Regions from separate parts of the Homo sapiens genome. Here all the other regions are linked to region 2. The links are chromatin contacts, found by Hi-C in ENCODE. All regions are on one chromosome and are shown on one strand. Each heading gives the region's core, a stretch centred on a gene start or an enhancer-like site at or near the end of the contact. The rest is flanking DNA. Distances are from core to core; before and after follow the strand shown.

Evidence for each region. Hi-C counts contacts between places; a loop is a spot of excess contacts on that map. Pooled maps may share reads with other maps.
Region 1: a map of CD8-positive, alpha-beta T cell shows a loop between it and region 2 (25-fold over the local background). The contact joins the promoter of VIPAS39 here to the promoter of ZFYVE1 in region 2. A Hi-C loop is called at or near these places in 2 of 168 maps with a recorded cell type or tissue (CD8-positive, alpha-beta T cell and naive thymus-derived CD4-positive, alpha-beta T cell) and 7 of 50 pooled maps.
Region 3: a loop to region 2 is called in a pooled map, with 17 times the contacts of the local background. The contact joins the promoter of SNW1 here to the promoter of ZFYVE1 in region 2. A Hi-C loop is called at or near these places in 4 of 50 pooled maps.

The regions. Positions count from the first base shown.
Region 1 is chr14:77,456,059-77,459,405 of GRCh38, reverse strand. VIPAS39 (VPS33B interacting protein, apical-basolateral polarity regulator, spe-39 homolog) reads left to right here and starts at 1,805. Exons shown (of 20, transcript NM_001193315.2): 1 at 1,805-1,911. It overlaps AHSA1 (activator of HSP90 ATPase activity 1), which reads right to left and starts at 1,313. Exons shown (of 9, transcript NM_012111.3): 1 at 1,137-1,313. The coding sequence starts at 1,216. RefSeq lists enhancers at 1,057-1,236, 962-1,484, 1,407-1,866, 1,485-2,007.
Region 2 is chr14:73,025,277-73,028,693 of GRCh38, reverse strand. It overlaps ZFYVE1 (zinc finger FYVE-type containing 1), which reads left to right and starts at 1,588. Exons shown (of 12, transcript NM_021260.4): 1 at 1,588-1,768. RefSeq lists an enhancer at 1,246-1,445 and a silencer at 1,676-1,885.
Region 3 is chr14:77,759,284-77,762,650 of GRCh38, reverse strand. It overlaps SNW1 (SNW domain containing 1), which reads left to right and starts at 1,495. Exons shown (of 14, transcript NM_012245.3): 1 at 1,495-1,537. The coding sequence starts at 1,524. It overlaps SLIRP-OT1 (SLIRP overlapping transcript 1), which reads right to left and starts at 1,883. Exons shown (of 2, transcript NR_161324.1): 1 at 1,535-1,883. RefSeq lists enhancers at 1-756, 1,304-1,623, 1,531-2,305.

The sequences.
Region 1 (3,347 bases), core at 556-3,055, 4.4 Mb before region 2:
ATGGTATAAACTCAATGGAAAATTATGCTCTCCTTTCTCGGCATGATGGTGCGGGGGAATACTTGATACTTTAACATGGCGCCCCCATTTGACCAAGTGGAAAACTGCACATATTGCTGAGATCAGGAACACAGACTGGACCATGAAAGAATAGTACTTAGCTAAAAGGCCCAGAAAGGATTAAACCAATAACCCTGACCTCATTGGCACGGTGTTCTGACCTATCAGATTCGCACTTGCATTATAAACTTCCTACACATTCACTGTCCCCTAGATGGCCACAAAAACGTTAAGTCCAGGGCTTCAAAACAAACAACAAAAATTAGGTCAAGTACTCTGCATGTTAAGAAGAGAGAATACAAAGTGAGATATGGAAAAGAAACATCACTATCTGCCTTCCTACTTATCAACTATTAGAGAAAACAACAGCAAAAAAGGCTGCAACAAAGTAACGGTACAATACAAACATTACGAAAAAAGTTCAGTGGAATTCAAAAATAAGGAAACTAATATTACTTTGGGAAGATTTCATGAAGGAGGGCAGTTATTTTAAGAACGGTCAGGTTATAAAACCACGGCTGCTCGGCAACCTGGAGTTCCAACACACCCGACCTGATAGTTCCGGGTGAGAGGCCGCAGCTATCTGAGCTCTGAGCACCTGCACAACACGTTCTCAATCTCCCGCGGGACCGCTGCAGCGGTCCCCTATGAATGACTTTTAATTTTACCGCAGGCCGCAAAATAGGAATTACAGACCCCTGGCCTTAGGCCTTTCACAGCTATCTCCCAACACAATCAAAGGAGGTTCCAGTCTCAGTGACTCCTCTGGCCACGTGTAATAAGCACCTCCCTGCTCGGGCTGGATGCAGCAGCCAGGGCGTTATCTCCTAGTCTCTCTGACAACCCTCCTCTGGGGCGCAGCCCTCCACGTCCATCTCCCTCCCCTCAAACACTGAGAAGGTGACCGCGGAGTGGAGAGGCCTGGGGCTACGGACCCCTGCCACAGGAAGGACCCACCCCCATCTCCGGACAGGGCTACCTCAGCCCCAGCTCTGTCCGGGCCGAGGTTCTAGGAACCCTGAAACCCTGGCCCGGCCGCAGGTCTCCCAAGGCCGGCCTGCTTTTCTGGCCCTCACCAGTGCCAGTTGTTGACGTTGGTGGCGTCCGCCCGCTCCTCCACGATCCAGCGTGGGTCTCCCTCACCCCACTTGGCCATCGGCTCTCCTATCGCGGCGCCACCAGCTCCGGAGCAGCCGTAGCCACAGCCTCAGGACCGCTTAGTGCCAGCCGCCCGGCAGCGCCTGGAAACTACTAGAAGCGGCCGCAAGCACCTCCTGGCTTGCTTTTCCCTCCACCCCCTCCCCTCCTTAACTTCCGGCTCCTCCCCACTCCCACCGGTTACTTCCGTCCCAACTCGCCGCACCGTGGGTTCCGCCTGATTTAGAGATCCTTCAGACTCCATCGGGTTCTCCCCAAAAAGCGTCCCGAAACCCAACTGCTCATACAACCATTCCTCACCCATAGGAAAACAAAGAACACGTCTCATTGCTTCCCTGGACCCTAAATCGCCCTTGCTGAGCCTCATGGGAATTGTAGTCTTGCTACGTGACTCGCTGGATAACCGCGGAAGGTCTCGCGGAAAGGAGAGGAAATGACCTAGCACGGTGCTTGGGGTTTCTGGGGGCTGTAGTCAAGAAGCCTTGTGGTTCGTCGGGACAGCGCCTGACAGCAGAGGCAGAAGAAACTACGACTTCCAGCATGCCCTGCGGTCTCGTTATTCGTGTTTTCTCTCCGCCCTACGATTATTCCCTTCCGCCCCCTTCTCTAAGCTGCACAGCCTGAATAGAAGGGCTGGTCCAGCGGCGGCGGAGGCTGGCGCTGTCCTGAGAGGGAGGGCTCTGTGCGGAAGAGGTGAGGGTGTCCCAAGCCCCTTGGGTCGCGTATCTGGCTGGATCCAGCCTCTCCGCATCTTGATCTTTTCCCCTCTTCTAGGAGGCATCCCTACACCCTATGACTACAGGCCTGATTCTCTTCTTTCAGTCAGGGCGACCCTTGGGCGCTGGAGTACGCTTGGGACTGGGGCTGCGAGTGAGCACCAGCGATTGGTTCGGAAGCGGACATTTGGTTCAGAACGAGCATTTAACTCTGCCAGGGATCCGCTGGGCTCTGACGACTGCGGTAGATCCATGGCTTCCTGGACGTTCACCCGTAGAGTCATCCTAGCTTAACTCTTGTTCCCTGGTCTCAGTTCACAAGCCTCACCTGTATCTTCCTGGCTCGGAAGATAATTGAAACCAAGTCTGACTTCTCAGTAGGTGGTTTTTGGAGTTTTCTGAGGCAGGGAGCATGTTGTGGTTTTCTTGCTGATTCTTCTGTTTTCCTTTGTAAAGTTCCTGTTCTCCCCTGAGGTCTCTCACCCTGCCTTGTGGGCTGTCAGTAAACAAGAGACGATAAAGACAAACCTCTGAAGTATTTTAAATCATGTTGAAGCACCTGTCACTCTTAAGAGTGACAATCGTACCTGATTACTTTATAACTCTAGAGCCACTAGATCATTATCTATACTTGCCAAGTAAACCTAGCTTCTCATTTGGCGTTATAAATACAAATTGATGGCAGTTGTCTACTGCCATTGCATGGTTAAAAAGATTCCAGAAATCCTCTGGTAGATTATTGTGTTTGTTAGACACATTCTATGTCTATCTGTAGATAATTACTATAGTGAAGGAATGATCTCTAGTTTTCTGGAAAGTGAAAAATAGGTAGAAGGACCATGCAAGACACTAGAAATGGTCTAGGAGCCAGAAAGCCTGGATTGTAATTTGAAATAGGAGCATTTAACAAAGTGGCTTTGATACTGAACTCTTTTGTGCCTCACTTTCCCCATGAGTAACATGGAAATGGAATCTCCCAGGCCTACCTTACAAGATTGTTCTGAGGATCAAACGAATGACAGAGTGATTTATGAACTGACATGTGTGCCAGAGACATTTATATGTTCTATACACATCTTCAGCATTTGTGGCTACTCAGAATTTTTGTATTTTTTTTAATCTTTAGGATTGCTAAAAAATATTTTCTTTTTTAGCTTTTCCCAAGGTACCAGGATGATGTATTAATAATAAAAGTTACTATTGAGTGTTAATTTTGGGTCAGGCACTAAGCACTTTACATGTATTAACTGGTTTACTCCTCAGAACCATTTCTAAGGTAGGTCATCTGTTATGCCCATTTAACAGACGGGAAAACCAAGACAGAAAAATGTCAGTATGATATTCCATATTAAAAGGAAATAACATTTAGTATTTACTTTCTGCTAGACACTTTTATAGATGTTCCCTGCAACC
Region 2 (3,417 bases), core at 339-2,838:
ATAATAGCTTTTTTTTTTTTTTTTTTTTGAGACAGAGTTTCCCTCTTGTTGCCCAGGCTGGAGTGCCATGGCGTGATCTCGGCTTACTGCAACCTCTGCCTCCCAGGTTCAAGCAATTCTCCTGCCTCAGCCTACCGAGTAGCTGGGATTACAGGCATGCATCATCACGCCCGGCTAATTTTGTATCTGTTAGTAGAGATGGAGTTTCTCCATGTTGGTCAGGCTGGTCTCGAACGCCCGACCTCAGGTGATCCGTCCACCTCGACCTCCCAAAGTGCTGGGATTACAGGCATGCGCTACCGCGCCCAGCCTGAGAAGTTCTGAAACTATAGAAGGAAAGATCAGAAAAATAATAGGTAGGAAAAAAAATTCATGGTTGGCTTGGAGAATACCCTTGAAGGGTGTTAAGTAAAAATGATAGGAGGCCTTTGTTTTGGACTAAACTCCTGCACCAGGCCCCAATAGACCTGGCTAAAATAAAAATGGAGTCACCCATGCTAAAGTTTCACCTCACCAAATCCAAACTAAGTTGTTACCAAACCCAAGCTAAGTTGTTATCTGACCTTCAGAGAAATCAGGAAAGAGGGATAAGGACAGCCAGTTTCCCAAACAGGCTTGTTTTAATGTTGCATGATAATGAAGCTCCCTCTGTTGTAATCCTTACACAAAAGAAGTAGCCTGAAGTAACTGATGTCAACTAATCAGTTATTTTTCTATTGTTCTGTCTCTCTGTCCTCACCTTCCAAGGAAAGTAGCTTAGAAGTGACCAATATGTCAAGGTCCCATGAGAAGACTGAAAAAAAGAGAAGAAAGAGGAAAGAAAAGAATGACAAGAAAGAGAAAGAAAGAAACCAATATGCTCTTTGTTCTTTGCTTTTGCTTCCTCAAGCTTTTCTCTGTCTACAAAGCCAACCTCTCCTGCTCAGCTCATCAGAACATTCACTCCACTTTCTGGAATGAAGTGTTGCCTGATCCTAGAGTCGCAATAAAGCCAACTGAGATCTTAAAACTAAATTCGTTGTAATTTTGTCCTTTGCCAAGGGGGGAAAAACAACAAAAACTTCCCAAGAGTACCTATATCCTCTTATCACTTTTTCTGGTCTTTTCCTTAGTTTTTGCGAAGTGAAATTGGGAAGGTGGAGACTGTCTGTGCTCACACGTTTCTGAGGGAATGGTGTGCAAGAGGTTACTTGAATCCAAATTAATTGACTCACCATTTCCCACTTATACTAGACATTATTACATCAGTTCTCTAATGTAGCACCATGCCTTCCCCAGTTACAACCCAAAAGAACGTGCTGAAACCTGCGGACACCACACTCAATGCAAAAACTCCAAGTCCCGAAATCCTCCGTAGCCTGTCCCCACCGCCTCCTCGCAAGAGCAGCCTCTTCAGTACTGGGAGTTGTAGTCATTCAGAGTCTTCCTTTCCGGGATGAGGGGCGAGAGCGCGCCTCGAGGAGCTACATCTCCCAGGAGGCAGTGCGCACTACGCCCTTGCTGGCGCCGGGATCCTCCCTCTCTCGCTCCTCCCTTTCTGGGCTGCACCGCTCACGCCTTCCTGTTAGTCCGAGCTGGGAGAAGTTCACTCCGATCAGCTGATCCCAACTGACAACAGGAGAGGAGGAAGCCCGGGAGGCAACGAAGGAGGAGGGTGGCGGAGATGGAGATGAGGATGGATCTGCCGGTGTCCTGAGGAATAGCCTCTGCCCCCACTGGCGCCCTGCGGCCCCCCGACGCCGCCTTGCTGCGGCCGAGCTTCTCAGTGGTGGGATCCCCGGGCCGCGGCGGGCAGGGCAGGGCGGGGAGGGCACGGCCCAGCGCGGGGCGAGTGATCGTCCTGGGGCTCAGGCTGCCCTCGGGAGGAAGGGGGGGCGGGTGCGGCGGGGGTGGGGGTGGGGTGGTATAAACAATGGATTCGGCTCCGGGTTTTGCCGGCGTGGGGGGGATTTTGGGGGACCTTCTTTGTTCTTAGGCTCCGCTCCTGCCCCTCGGGTTGTGGCGGTGGTGTCCGGGTGGAAGGAAGGGTGAGGAACCCCCGGCTGGGGAGAGGTGTCGAGGTGGGGGCCCGAGTGGGCAAAATGTTTGGTTGACATGGCCGGGCGTGAGGTGTACTTTTGAAGGTTGATTTTATATTTTTCTCAATTGTGACAAGTTTGATTTTTGTTTCTGTTTTGGGAGCTGGCTGGGCATGTCTGAGGTTAGATTGTAGTAAATAAGATCCCCTAGTCACTCCCTTCGCCTTCCTTGTTTATCTGAAAATAAGGTTGATAGATTGATTACTGTAGGGGAGGAGTGACTATCAGAAAGGCAGGGCTTTACACCTTGTCGGGGCCTTGGAATGCGGGTCAAGGCTAGGGGGAATTAGGAATATAATTGTCAAAGTGACAAAAGCCCCTTTCTTGCCCCAGTTATCTTTTTTCGTATTTTGAAGTTATTTTTAAGTTAGTTTTTAAGTGACAAAGAGAAAAATTATTTGTTTTGATTCACTGCAGGCCTGGCTTTGCCATGGGTCAAAGTAGAGGAATTGTCTCCTGTTGCTCCTTTTTTTTTTTTTTTTCAGTTAGTGAAAGAAGGGACAGAAGAATTACAGTGTAAAAAAATTGTTTTTAAAGATGAAATTGTTACTATTGTTTCTAAGTTTTGAGTCTTTAATATACATCTAGCTAGAGTTGAAACAATCCAGTTACAAGGCTAACCAGGTCGGCCCAGGTATTTGATAGATCTAAAGTTTATTATTACATTTTCATTAGCTTTGTGAAGGCCTCTCCACTCCTCCCAATTGTGGGATGCATGTGGGGGTGCAGAGGGCTGTCCTTCCAAGGACTACTCACTTAGTGATTTAGATTCTGAATTTAATATCTGAATGAACAGAAAATTCCAGTCTGGGAAATAGAGCAGCAAAGTCTCTTAAATGCCTTGGGCCTAGAGGTGGCGTTTGTTGTCAAGAGGAGGAGCTTTAGCCACAATTTTGAGATTTTTTTTTTTTTTTTTTTTTTTGAGGGAGTCTTGCCCTGTCTTCCAGGCTGGAGTGCAGTGGCAAGATCTTGGCTCACTGCAACCTCCGCCTCCTGGGTTCAAGTGATTCTCCTGCCTCAGCCTCCCTAGTAGCTTGGATTACACGTGCCTGCCACCATGCCCAGCTAATATTTGTATTTTTAGTAGAGATGGGATTTCACCATGTTGGACAGGGTAGTCTCGAACTCCTGACCTCAAGTGATCTGCCCACCTCGGCCTCCCAAAGTGATGGAATTACAGGTGTGAGCCACTGCGCCTGGCTATACAACAAGCCAGTGTAAGTGTTAAGATAGAAAATGAGATTTCTGGCCAGGTGCGGTGACTCACGCCTGTAATCCCAGCACTTTGGGAGGCCAAGGCGGGCAGATCACCTGGGGTCAAGAGTTCAAGACCAGCCTG
Region 3 (3,367 bases), core at 246-2,745, 4.7 Mb before region 2:
CAGGCAGAATTCTAGGATATCCCCCAAGATCTCCTCCTCACCCAACCCCCACAGTACCTGACCTACATAACCCCTGGGGCCATGACTATGAAGATTCTGATTCTGTTATGCGGTGTGGCAGAGTTGATTTTTTTTTTTTTTTTGAGACAGAATTTTACTTTGTCACCCACGCTGGAGTGCAATGGTGCAATCTCGGCTCACTGCAACCTCCACCTCCTGGGTTCAAGCGATTCTTGTACCTCAGCCTCCCAAGTAGCTGAGAAAACAAGAGCACATCACCACACCCAGCTATTCTTTTATATTATTTATTTATTTATTTATTTATTTATTTTTATTTTTTGAGACGCAGTCTCACTCTGTCGCCAGGCTGGAGTGCAGTGGCGTGATCTTGGCTCACTGCAACCTCCGTCTCCTGATTCACACGATTCTCCTGCCTCAGCCTCCCCAGTAGCTAGGACTACAGGAGCGCGCCACAACGCCCAGCTAATTTTTGTATTTTTAGTAGAGACAGGGTTTCACCATGTTGCCCAGGCTTTGTCGAACTCCTGAGCTCAGGCAATCCGCCCGCCCCGACCTCCCAAAGTGCTAGGATTACAAGTGTGAGCTACTGCGCCCGGCCAAGAGTTGATCTTAAAATAGGGAGATTATCCAGGTGCTCCTGATCTAATCACATGAGCCCTTTAAAAGCAGGGCATTTTTCTCCAACAGTGGCAGAAGAGGAGTCAGAAAGATGTGCCTCAGAAAGCAAATATCCATGTTGTGAACTACCAATAAATAGGGCTCATGTGGGAAGGACTCGAGAGTGACCCCTAGGAGCTGAGGGTGGCCACCACTAACAGCACAAAACAAAACAGGGAACTCGATCCCACAACCGCCAGGAACTGATTTTTGCCAACAAGAATGAGTTAGGAGATGGATTTTTCTCCAGAGCCTCCTATGAGATTTCAGCCTTGTCATACCCTGGGCAGAGAACCCAGACACTCGGTAAATTACCAAGGATTACGAAATATCTCCCCAAGAGAGTGTTTTGGCGGGTGAGAGGATATGGTTTAAAGAAAAGTTTTGAGTGTGAATGTTTTCAGAGAGTCCAAGGACTCTCCATTAGCTAGTCTCATTATTACCTGTCGTTTTAAACGCCCTATCACTCTTACTTAAAGTAGCTGTCCCCGGGAAGCTTTTGTATTTTGTACCCCTTCTCGGGGAACGGGACTGAGTAAGGAACGTAATAAAGCGGCCTAAAAGGCATCTCCCTGTATCTTTGATATTTTGCCTAGGGAACGCCCTATCATGTCGCATATAAGCGATCGAGTTATGCATTTGTTGCTAGCTGAAGAGATTATTCCTTGATAACCGCTTGGTCTGGTCAGAATACAAACGGTACTCCTGTTCAAAGAACTACAAATCCCAGAAGGCCTTTTCGGCCAGAGCGCCTGCGCATCGCGCACTCCTTCCTTTCCGCTCCTCATCATCTGGAAAGACCCGCCCAGCGGTGCTGTCGCTCGCGCTGGAAGAAGCGGAAGAAGATGGCGCTCACCAGGTGGGTTGTTGATTGGGGTCCTCGATACGGAAGGGTCTGGGAGTACCAGTCTTCTTCATTTCTCTTCCCATACCCTCCGGGCGGTGACCTGACCCGGGGCACAGAATGACGTGGGCCAAGACTACGGCTACGCCCTCCCGCTGGCCGCCGCTACGACTAGGCCTAGTCGAAGCTGGGGTCTTTCAGCGGTTTCCCGGGTTTAGTTCACCCGCTCACCGAGGCCGAAAGCTGCGGAGTGGTCTCAGACACTGAAGAGTGGGTTTTTCGCGTGAGCATCTTGCGGGGAGCGGACAGCGCTCCCTCAGGTCCGCGGCTCGGGCGAACGAGATGGGGTTGGTGACGGTAGTGGCTTATTTGGGCGGAGTGAAGCGCGCGGGCTGCGACTGCGCGGCTTTCCGGCCGTTTGCCTGTGGTGGTCTCTCTCCTTTCGCTGTCCACTGGGTGTCCCGAAACAAGGATTCCTGAAAAAAGAGGCCCGGAGCTGAACACAGATTTAAATGAGCCACAGTAGTGACCGCCGTCTGCTGATATGCGCCACTGCTCCGCATTTTAACTTTGGAGCTTAGAATTTCTTCCGTAGATAGAACCACCTCAGTTTTGCTGTTTCCGGTTACCTTAGTAACCGTCTGTAAAGTGCTCTCCGCCTTTAAGAAAAAGATGCTTTTCAGTGGGAGAGTCCGAGAAGTTACGCTACTCCTACTAGTTCCCAGCCTTGCTGCCCCATTTTAAGTGGAAAAACTTTCCATGCGAACTCAACAGGAAAAGGCTAGTGTTCAGGAAGGTTATAGATAAAGTAATCCTTTCAGGACATCAGCTTGAGCTCTTTTAACACCCTTCATTCTCCTCACGCATGTTTTTTTTTCTGGCTGATGACAGTATGACTCCAAAAGTTTTAATCAAAAAATTATTTTGGGAATTACTGTTGGTGCCTTGCTCTGTCCTGGGGGTTGTGTACACAGAAGAAAATCTGTCTTTGGCAACAGGGAAGATAGGGGTGCAAGGTATACAGACATAAAACAATTACAGAACACAAAATGTGCATTTGTGTAATACTAACCTTAGTGCAAAAAGAATTGAATGGAATAAGTTATGTGGGCTGGAGAGTTTTCTCCCCACCCTCGTTTCTAAAATTTTTTTGCTTTTTTTTTTAACTTTATTTTTTGAGATGCGGTCTCGCTGTGTTGGCCAGGTTGGTCTTGAATTCTTGGCCTCAAGCAGTCCTCCTGTCTCGGCCTCCGAAAGTGCTAGGATTACAGGCATGAGCCACCATGCCCGGCATCTGAAATTTTTTTAAAAAAAAACTAGAAATAGGGTGTTACTGCGTTGGCCAGAGTGGTCTCCAACTCTTGGCCTCCATCAATCTTCTCACCTAGGCCTCCCAAAGTGCTGGGATTGCAGGCATGAGCTACCATGCCCAGCCAAGAGTTTGTTTAGTAAATGTTACAGGCAGCAAACATTTGAGTGCTCCCCAGGTGTGAGACACTGTGTCATAGACTAGTAAAGTTATGAGGGGAGACTTTGTGGAAAAGGTGGAATTTGAAATGGACACACAGGAAAAATTTCTAGAGATGTCATGGGTATTTTTTATTTATTTTATTTTTTGATATAGGGTCTCACTCTTGCCCAGGCTGGAGTGCAGTGGCCCAATCACAGCCCACTGCAGCCTCAACCTCCCAAGGCTCAGGTGATCCTCCTGCCTCAGCGCCCTAGAGTAGCTGGGACTCTAGACGCTTGCCATGATGCCCAGTTAATTTTTGTTTTTTTTAGTAGAGATGGGGTTTTGCCATGTTGCCCAGCCTGGTCTTGAACTGGGCTTAACTGATCTGATCT